Regions from separate parts of the Homo sapiens genome. Here region 1 is linked to region 2. Evidence: read pairs that join two places in POLR2A ChIA-PET (ENCODE). Cell type or tissue: B cell. All regions are shown on one strand. Each heading gives the region's core, and the rest is flanking DNA. Links, peaks and the distances in the headings are about the cores only.

Region 1 (5,378 bases), core at 162-5,161, 1.4 Mb after region 2:
TATAAATAACTTATGTTCTTATAACATCAAGTCCTTCAATTTGAGATCATGGTTTCTCTCTCCATTTATTCAGCTTTTCTTTTATATCTTTTTTCTGCTTTCTCCATATAGTTCTTAAACCTGCTCTGTTACTGAGTGTGATGTAGCTTTAATTACCTTTGCAAACAGAATCTTCCTTTTCCATCATGACATTTTCTGGTTAGGTTTTGTGGGTATCTAGGAAAGTGATAGTTTCGGTAGGGTACTCTTAAATATCTGTCTGAATTCTCTTATTCATTTTAATAGTTTCTGAATTTATTCTTTTGGCTTCCCTAGGTAAATGATCTTGTTTTGTGCAAATAATGGCAGACAGTCTGTTCCTTCCAATGCAACTCATTTAGGGACAGGGGAGTTGTTCTGATCTGTTTTGTGCTGGCTGGGACCCGCCGTGCAATGCTGCAGATCAGTGGCATGGTGCTTTTGGTTGTCTCATTTCTTTTTTTTTTTTTGAGACAGAGTCTCACTCTGTCGCCTAGGCTGGAGTGCAGTGGCGCGATCTCGGTCACTGCAACCTGCACCTCCCAGGTTCGAGCAATTCTCCCACCTCAGCCTCCTGAGTAGCTGGGATGACAGGCATGCGCCACCATGCCTGGCTAAATTTTGTATTTTAAGTAGATTTAAAATACAGGGTTTCACCATGTTGGCCAGGCTGATTTCGAACTCGTGACCTTAAGTGATCCACCTGCCTCAGCCTCCCAAAGTGCTGGGATCACAGGGATGAGCCACTGCACCCGGCCTTGGTTGTCTCACTTCCGATTTCCAAGGATGTTTCTGCTCCAGGAGGAGGATGCAAGTCAAAGACAAGGAGTGCAACAGGAGTGCTGGGAGATGGGCACTCACCGAATGGTGCCCAAATGGGACCAGCACCGTGGATAGGAGCTGGAAAACTTAGCCAGTGGTGAGCCACAGGGTCTTCTGAGCCAGCTCAACCCACTGCGAGGCTCCTCTTTGGTGAGACGTGGTGCTGGAGGCGTGGTCAGGGCCAGACACCAGGAAACTCTCAGGCCACAACCTGTATATCTCTAGATAGTTCTGGTCTTCTTTAACGTGTTCCTTGAATAGAGCAGAAATCGGCCTCCTATAAAATCCACTCCTGGATCCCGGTTCTCCCCTCAGGAGATACATGGAAGCCTCAACTGTTTGAAAAACCAGGCAGGTCTCTCTTGAGGTTTCTTCAGGCCAAACCCTCTGGGTTACTTCAGCCATTCCGCACGCCCCTCTTAACCCCAGGCCATCCCAGATCCACCTCCCATGACACACTCAACCTGGTGCCTGTCCTTCCTAATGGGGGTCTCAGAACCCAAGGCCTGCAGAGTGGACTGACCCTCCCACCGGGCGCCCCTCCACGAGTGCAGTCTCACAGACAGTGGCACCAGGGGGCGCCCATTCAGCGATCCAGCTTCACAATGTATTTGCCATCGACTAAAATGCCATCGTCTTTTTCACATGTGCTCCTGCTAAGCTAGATTTGGAACTTTATTTTTATTTATTTATTTATTTATTTATTTATTTTTGAGACAGAGTCTCACTCTGTCGTCCAGGCTGGAGGGCAGTGGTGCGATCTTGGCTCACTGCAACGTCCGCCTCCTTGTTCAAGCAATTCTTCTGCCTCAGCCTCCGGAGTAGTTGGGATTATAAGTGTGCGTCACCATGTCTGGCTAATTTTTGTATTTATAGTAGAGGCGAGGTTTTGCTATGTTGGCCAGGCTGGTCTCGAACTCCTGACCTCAGGTGATTCACCCACCTTGGCCTCCCAAAGTGCTGGGATCACACGTGTGAGCCACCGTGCCCAGCCGAGACTTGGAACTTTAGATTGTTTTGTCCTAAACTTCCCATGGCTACACCAGCCCGTTACTCCAGACCATTGAGGTCAGCTTCATCCTGGCTCTAGCACCTGGCATGTGTGCCATCCTCCTAGCTGGATGGCAGCCCCACATTGGAAGGCCTGCCTCCTGGATCCTTATCTGAATTGCTGATGTGAATGAAAGGAGGAACCAACAGCACAGACGCCTATGTCTGGACTGACACTGGTGTGGCCTCAGCCAGGCCCATCTCTCTCCCTGTGCTCTTCAACAACAACAAAATCACAAATGAACCCCATAAAATGCTTTATGGAAACCTATAGATATCAGATTAAAGATCACAATCTGGTGGCCCCTATGTTGGATTTAGTGTTCTGTTCACCCAACCCATATTTTTAAAAATTATGAACCAGTTACAAGCATTTTTAAAAATTCAGAGATTTCTACATAATAATCTGGATTTTCAGCTTTCCTTGAAAAATCTGAAGATCTGATACCCTTGATTATTCCACAGTGATGTAGCTGGGGTGGGGCGTGTATTAGTCTGTTTTCACGCAGCTGATAAAGACATACCTAAGACTGGGCAACTTACAAAAGAAAGAGGTTTAATGGACTCACAGTTCCACGTGGCTGGGGAGGCCTTACAATCATGGCGGAAGGTGAAGGGCACATCTCATGTGGCAGACAAGAGAAGAATGAGCTTGTGCAGTCAAACTCCCATTTCTAAAGCCATCAGATCTCATGAGACCCATTCACTATCACGAGAACAGAGCCGCCATAATTCAATCACCTCCCACCGGGTTCCTCCCACGACACGTGGGAATTGTGGGAGTTACAATTCAAGATGAGATTTGGGTGGGGACACAGTCAAACCATATCAGAGTGGAAGCATTCCCTTTCAATGGGGCAGTTCTCTTTGATGTGTCACCATCCCCACCTCGCCCTGTCGCCTCACTCGCAGCCTGTTCCACTCATTTACATCACCCGCCTGACTGCTGTAGGCCACTGAGCTATGATATTCATCAGACGCAACTAATTACCCAACTTGTGAGGCCAGCAACCACACACTGGTAAACAGGTTTAGTTGACTTGGTGTGTTCCCAGTGACCTCCTGCTGGTTCCCAGGCCCAGCACCTGCTTTGCCTCTCCTCACAGATCATGCTGTTAGTAATCTCATCTAGCCTCTTGCCTGGGGTGGACGTCAAGCTCACTACACTGTAAACTCCAAAACAGCCCACGTTACTCCCGGTGACAATCAGAATTCCCCCTGGCCTGCCCTCAGGTGTCCTGGCTCTCTCCTCTCAGCATCCCCCATGGACTCATGGGCACCCCCGGTTGAGCTCGCTCACCCAGAGCTCTCTCTCTTCCCTGGGATGAGGCTTGGTTCTACGGAAGCTGGGGTCGTCACAGCCTGTTTTCTGCCTTGGGGTTTGGTCCCAGTTCCTCAGAGCAGTGACTTTCAGTTCCTTTGCAGGTGTGACCTGTCTGCTCCTGTTAGAGCCTCCTTTCCCCAGAGGGCAGGGTGGGCCCCACTGGGGAGCTGGAGGGCTCACTTTTGTCACTGCACTTGCCACCCAGAACACTGTTACTGTCCCTTTCTGGCATTTCTTGGTTTCAGACAATCTCACCTACCCCTCAAAGAAGGCGGAAGCTTCCTGTCGTGGTCTGGCCCTTTGCCATCTTTCAGTGTTCCTCACTGAACGGTAATCCCCTCCGTGTGCCCCCAACGAGTCATTCACCATCTTGTGCTAACTGCATTTCTTCCTGATCCAAACTTGCTTTCTGGAGATGGGGGCCATGCAGAAGGGAAGGCGGGTGTATCAGGAGGTCTGGTCTCTGGGGACTGAAGGGATGATTTTGCCAAAAGGGTCAATGTCACTGGACCACATGCCATGGTAAACCTTGGACAACCAGTTCTCCAGGGAAGAAAACAAGCCCGTGATTTGTAGTGTTTGCCTATTTCTACCGTGGAGACACTCTAACCACAGCTCCCACCAGAGTGGCTGCATTCACAACCAGCTCTTGGGGTTCCTGGAAAACTGGGATTTGAGCCTGTAGGAGCCAGTGCCAGCACCCCATGGGCATGTGTGTTATCAGCTCACATCTGCCAAGTCCTGGCGAGGTCTGCCTGCCTCTAGGACTGTAGACGTCTTTATTAGAGACTCCTGTCACACCTGTTAGGAGTCAGACAGATTAATAATCACTTCTTTTTATTTAGAGCTCTTTTAATCCCCAAACTCTTATTTATAAGTTATTTTATAAATTAATAATGATATATCATATATTATATTATAATTAATAATGACATATATGTCATATAACATTATTAAAATCAATTAATTATTAAATAATTATAATATATAATTATATATTATATTATTATTAAATATATAACATATAATAGATATTATATATTACATATTATATAAGTAGTAATTGCATATTATATAAATAATATATATTATATATAATATAAATATATTTATTTATTATAAATTATATTTATTTATATTATATTTATAATTACATTATATTATATTAACTTATTTATAAGTTAATCAGTTTTACCTCTTCCTTGTGATCAGGTTTGGGAAGGATGTTTTTTCTACCTGCCTGGTCTGCTTCCTTGACTGTGTGATCAGGGTCAAACTGCCCATTCTTCTGAGCTTCAGTTTATTTATCTGAGAAATGGGAGTTGCTGGTCCATTAGCACAGTTAGCAGAGCAGGTGCTGCATGATGACCGTGGCTCTCACTGACTGGGAGCCACGCCCCGGGCTCTGTTAGTTCGTTAAACCACTTGGGCAAGTAGGTCTTGAAATCTTCATTCACGGCCAAGGAAACTGGTTTGGTCTCAGAGAGTTAGATACTGTACTCTAGATCGCACAACCAGTTGGTCGTGGAGCTAAGATTGACATTCGTAGCTGACATGGTGTTTTAAAACTTAGTCACAAACATTAAAAAATCGGAGATTTCATCTAGGAATCTGGACTTTTACCTTCTGAAAAATTTAAAATTCTAGCACCCAAGGCCTGTGTTACCCCATGATGCTGTAACTGGAGCTAACTGGAAGCTGCTGCCTTTGAAGGGGTGTTTCCCCCATGGGCCCCAGTCCCCGCCTCTCCCTAGTGTCCCACACCTCGCCTGCTTCACTCACACCAAGTTTCACATTTCGTGATTTTCCCCATGGGCCAGAATGAGAGGAAGAAACTGAGGCACAGAATGTTTTGGCAATTAATTCAGCTCAAATCAGAGAAGCCACAGCAGAGCTAAGAACCGGTCTTTCATAGTCAGGCTATGTGATCAAAACCACAGCGCCTCGGTGGCTCACGCCTGTAATCCCAGCACTTTGAGAGGCCGAGGCGGGCAGATCACAAGGTCAGGAGATCGAGACCATCCTGGCTAACACAGTGAAACCCCGTCTCTACTAAAAATGCAAAAAAAATTAGCTGGACGTGGTGGCGGGCGCCTGTAGTCCCAGCTACTCGGGAGGCTGAGGCAGGAGAATGGCATGAACCCGGGAAGCGGAGCTTGCAGTG
Region 2 (5,378 bases), core at 258-5,257:
ACCTATAGTCCCAGCTACATGGAAAGCTGAGGTGGGAGGATAGCTTGAGCTTGGCAGGTCGAAGCTGCAGTGAACCACTGCACCACTGCATTCTGGCCTGGGTGATAAAGCAAAACTCTGTCTTAAAACAAAACAAAACAAAAAAACAAAAGAGAAAGGTTCTCTTTCTGTAGAACTCACTGGGCACTGGGCAGTGCCCAGGGAATTCTAATATACAAAGGGTACTGAGTTTCCGAGAGGAAAGTTTAGCATGCAGTTCGCTCTCAATTTATTTGACCTGGATTTTTTCACAGAGCGCTATTAATATATTGAAGGACATTAGTGTCCAGTAAAAGCTGATCTTGCACAAGGACCCTCACCAGGGCTCGGGAAATGTTTGCTGAACTAAGCAGATGATGGAGAAGGATTCCTTTGAGAATTTGTTCCACAGTCTGGCTCTTGGAACCCCACATGGGCCTCATCCTCCTATGGCTGCAGGCAGCCTGGGCCCTGTGCTGACAGCGCTCCGTGTCAGTGTCAGCCCAGCACGGGAGACAGGCATGCCCTTGGCTGAGGAGGTAACTGGCATTTCTAGGTGGGGGGACAGTAAAACGTGGAAACTGGCATAAACCTTTCTGGAAAACATTTTGATCCTGTATATCAAGATCCAAAAAATATGCGCACATACTTTTGACCTAGAAGTTCCACTGCCAGGAAATCTGCTGAGGAAAGGCCGGGCAAGGTGGCTCACGCCTGTAATCCCAGCACTTTGGGAGGCTGAAGCGGGCAGATCACTTGAGGTCAGGAGTTCAAGACCAGCCTGGCCAACATGGTGAAACCCCATCTCTACTAAAAATACAAACATTAGCTGGGCATGGCGCGCGCCTGTAATCTCAGCTACTCTGGAGGCTGAGGCAGGAGAATCGCTTGAATCTGGGAGGTGGAGGTTGCAGTGAACCGAGATTGGGCCACTGCACTTCAGCCTGGGAGACAGAGTAGACTCCGTCTCAAAAAAAAAAAAAAAAAAAAAGAACTGCTGAGGGAGGCACTAGACCTGAAGGTGTCCATAACAGCATTATTATTATTATTATTATTATTATTATTATTATTTTATTGAGATAGGGTCTGGCTCTGTTGCCAGGCTGGAGTGCAGTGGCATGATCTGGGCCCACTGTAGCCTTGACCTCTTGGGCTCAGCCATCCTCCCCCCTCAGCCTCCAGAGTAGCTGGGATTACAGGTGTGAGCCACTGTGCCTGGCCTGACATTATTGATTGATAAGAGTAAAAAATTAGAGACAAGCCAAATGCTCGATCATCAGGAAGCAGGCAAGTCACTTACAGTATAACCACTTGGTAGATATCACAATGTTTACGAGAAATTTTCAAAATTGTTTTTAAATTTATAAAAGCATTCCAGGCCCACTGCATGACCTTCACGCTAGACAAAAATACTATGTGAGGAATACAGTGAGACCCCCGCTCAACCCCTTGTCTGGTCCAGTAGCCCTCTGTTAACTGTTAATGTGAAGCATGTGCCCTTCCCTCCAGAACTACAAGTAGTTTTGAATAATGTAGAGAAGAGCCTGTTTTAAAATGTCAAGAGAAAAAAAGTTGATACAGAATTGTGTCTACAGTATAATCTAATGATCAAGAAAAAAAAAGTCACGAATGAAGTTCACCAAAATGTCACTTCTTGGTGGTGGAATTATTTTTTCTTTAAGGTTGTTTTGTAAATTTTCCACACATAGATTTCAGCAGGGAAATAAATTAACAATCAATAAAAAGAAAGAAAGAAAACAAAGAAAAAAAGGCAAAACAGCAATCTGCACATCCGTTAGGTCTCTTTCAGTTGCAAGTGACAGAAACCTAACACAAACTGGTTTATGAAAAAAGGAAGTTTGTTGTCACTAGGATGTTCTGAGATAGCATGGCTTCAGGTACAGCAGGATTCAGGTCCTTAAACCATGTCATCAGGAACCCGTCTCCCTCCCGCCCTCCGTCAGCTCTGTTTTCTTTGGCATTGGTTTTGTTTTCTGGCCGTTTCACAGCTATAATACTATTGAATATGGTGACTACTGTTCGCAGCTTCTTCACCTAGCTTGGTGGTGGGAGTGGGAGGGCTGAAAAGGTAGTATGTTAACAGGACTGTTAGTTTTCTAATGAAACTCTTGAGAAAGCAGTGTGACAGACATCATGAGCCCTGTGGGAAGCCAGCAGCCCCTCATTCCCCATTCCTAGTTCAGTTGGGATTGGGCTGTGCTCTGCAGGTTCTCCTCATGGGGCCTGCTGGGACCCGCCATCTCTGAGGGGGAACCAGTCTTTTTCCCCATGGTTCCAGCCTAAGTCCTGCAGAAGGCTGTCACTGGTGAGATCTGGTCATGTGGCCCCACCCACAAGTCAGACCCACAGAGGCACTTGGACAGAGGGTGAGAATGGGGTAGGAGATCTTCCATTATGAAAAGTCAGTGTTATGAATAGGAGGGAGGCTGGGCAGGAGAAAGCAACTGATGTCTGCCACATCCAGTCAGTGGGTACTTGAGGAATTTCAATACAATTCAAAATGGAATCAGGGTGACCTGGGCCTGCTCTTGGGCAGGTGGACCTGGAGTATGACTGCACCCAGTGGTAGTGGAACCACATGTCAATATTGCCCTTGTTATTGCCCCTGAGTACTTCTTTCACTTCCCCTCATAGCTCTTCCACCACTAGGGCTAGGCAGGGAGCTTGAGTCTCATTCTCTGAGGGAAGGACGCAGCCTGGGCCAAGAAGACACTGCTCAGCTTGAGTTTCAAAGTGACTCTCTTTACTCATAGCAAGATGAGAAATCAAGCTCTCAAGAGTAGAAAAGGGCTAATGTGTTTTTATGTATCATGGACCAAAGTTCAGAGACGTGACCACAGTGGGAGAGAACAGTGAGAAAGGGCCCTGCTGACTACACAGGGAGGCGTCAAGCCCTTCAGGGCTGACTGGAGTGGGGCTTGGATCAGGAGAGAGAGAGACGATTTAGACATAAGTGACCTCATGGGCTGGCAGCTAGTGCCACACAGTGCCCCAAAGACCACACAGGTCCTTCAGTGGATGCCAACATAGAATGCCTGTGTCTTGGGGTGCCAAGCCACCAGCATCTGAGGAACTATACGCTCATCCCTGCTCTCTGGGTCCTTTCCAAGCAGAGGAAAGACGGTGCTGTCTGAGGGGTGTGGCTGCTTGAGACCTTGTCACATAGCTGGCCACCAGTCTTACTCACCACTCCTCCTTTCTGGTGCTCTCAAGGTCACTCCAGCCAAAAAATGGCCATCTGCTCTCCAGGTCAAAGTGGTGCATGGAAGGGATCAGATGACATCCCAGCCAAGGACTTCTAAGGGAACAGGCAGCAGCAGAGGATGGCGTATCCTCCACAGCTGTCATGCCCAGCCTTGTCCTGAAGATGCTGGGAGCAGGACAGGCCCGGCTCTGACCCTACTTGAGGGAGGCTTTAGGCAAGAAACTTCCCCTATGAGGCTTTGGGTTCCTCATGACTGGAACGGAGCTCACCAGCTCTGCTCCTCTCCAGGTGAGGACAAACACAGGCCCCCCCCAACTGTCACTGTTCATTATGATTAGTGACTGCAGGTTACAGGGATTTTGGCAACCCTTCTACAGGCAGGATGGGTCAGGGTTCTCAGGTGACACAGTGTGACAGGGACCGGTGCAGCTCCAGCTGTTTATGGCATAGGAGGCTCATATAGCAGAGGACTCAGCCACTGGAAGAGCTGAGGGGTCTGTGGGGGGACTCAGGAGGTAGGAGGGGGGGAATGTGAGGGGGACTGCGGGGTGAGACTAAGGGGTGACTCAGTCAGCTCAGGCTGCTGTAACAAAATACCTTCAACTGGGTGGCTTATAAACAGTAAATATTGGCTGGGCACGGTGGCTCACACCTGTAATCCCAGCACTTTGGGAGGCCGAGGCAGGCAGATCACCTGAGGTCAGGAGTTCGAGATCAGCCTGGCCAACATGGTGAAACCCTGTCTCTACTAAAAATACAAAAATTAGTTGGGCATGGTGGCAGATGCCTGGAATCCCAGCTACTCGGAAGGCTGAGGCAGGAGAATCACTTGAACCCAGGAGGCTGAGGTTGCAGCAAGCCGAGATTGCACCATTGGACTCCAGCCTGGGCAATGAGCGAAACTCCATCTCAAAACAACAACAACAACAACAACAACAACCCAGCAAATATTTATTTCTCACAGTTTTGGAGTTTGGGAAATCCATGATCAAAGGTGCTGGCTGTCTACGAAAACAAAAACAAAACAAAAGCGTGCTGGCACACTTGCCGTTGGGTGAAGGCTGCTTACTGGCCCATGGATGATGCCTCTTTGCTGCGTCCTCACATGGTGGAAAGGGGGAGGGTGCTCTCTGGTGTCTCTTTTTATAAGGGCACTAATCCCATTCATGAAGCCTCCACCTCCATGGCCTAATCACCTCCCAAAGGCCCCACCTCCTAACACTGTCTCCTTGGGGAGACATAGGAATTTTGGGCGGGGACACCAACATTCAGACTATAGCAGGGGGATACAGAGAAGGGACTGAGGGGACTGGAGGGGGGACTGGGAGGAGAGACTGAGGTAGGACTGCCCAGGGCCTACCAAAATAACAAACTGGTTGGGCACGGTGGGCTCATGCCTGTAATCCCAGCACCTTGGGAGGCCAAGGTGGGGGCACTGCTTGAGCCCAGGAGTTTGAGACCAGTCTGGGCAACATAGTGCAACCCGACTCTTACAAACATTTAAAAAATTAAAGAGAAATCAAAAACAGCAACTTAACTTTTACCGGTAGCCTCTTGTGCAATGACATGTTTTTGATGTGGCCGTCCCAGTGGCTTTTTGCCTTCTCAGGTAAGAGGCCAAGGAGATGCCTGTGTGCAGAGGCATGGTTTTCCTTAGAATATCACTGTGTATCTCCTCCAGAAATACCATTAAATCCACAATTGAGGTTCTAGAATTTGGTGCTATAACATCATTTGTAGCCTACAAATGTTTGAGGATCACTCTGGTTGTCAAATTATTTTAGTATCATAAAACGTCTACTTTTTTTTTTTTGAGATGGAGTCTCCCTCTGTCGCCCAGGCTGGAGTACAATGGCGCAATCTTGGCTCACTGCAGCCTCCCCTTCCCAGGTTCAAGCGATTCTCCTGCCTCAGCCTCCTGAGTAGTAGCTGGGATTACAGGCGTGTGCAACCATGCCCGGCTAGTTTTTGTATTTTTAGTAGAGACAGGGCTTGACTATGTTGGTGAGGCTGGTCTTGAACTCCTGACCTCATGATCCGCCTGCCTCGGCCTCCCAAAGTGCTGGGATTACAGGCATGAGCCACTGTGCCTGGCTGAAAATGTCTATTTTTAAGTAAGTCTGCTTTTACTTTC

Evidence for each region. Peaks named below come from ENCODE experiments on the same cell type or tissue, not always from the same donor. Only the 100,000 strongest peaks of a DNase experiment are listed, where the experiment ranks them.
Region 1: POLR2A ChIA-PET joins it to region 2 with 5 read pairs; 1 of 35 experiments calls an interaction of 5 or more read pairs at or near these places.

The regions. Positions count from the first base shown.
Region 1 is chr2:233,097,417-233,102,794 of GRCh38, forward strand. All of the region lies in intron 2 of INPP5D (inositol polyphosphate-5-phosphatase D), which reads left to right. Among named protein-coding and RNA genes, the nearest start is that of INPP5D, 40 kb to the left of the region's middle. In B cell, for the core only: no CTCF peak of the experiment used is centred there; DNase peaks (open chromatin) are centred at 1,367 and 3,205; H3K4me3 peaks cover 1,526 bases; H3K27ac peaks cover 4,687 bases.
Region 2 is chr2:231,718,486-231,723,863 of GRCh38, forward strand. No RefSeq gene overlaps it. Among named protein-coding and RNA genes, the nearest start is that of MIR1244-1, 7.9 kb to the left of the region's middle. RefSeq lists an enhancer at 2,391-2,470. In B cell, for the core only: no CTCF peak of the experiment used is centred there; DNase peaks (open chromatin) are centred at 2,666 and 3,344.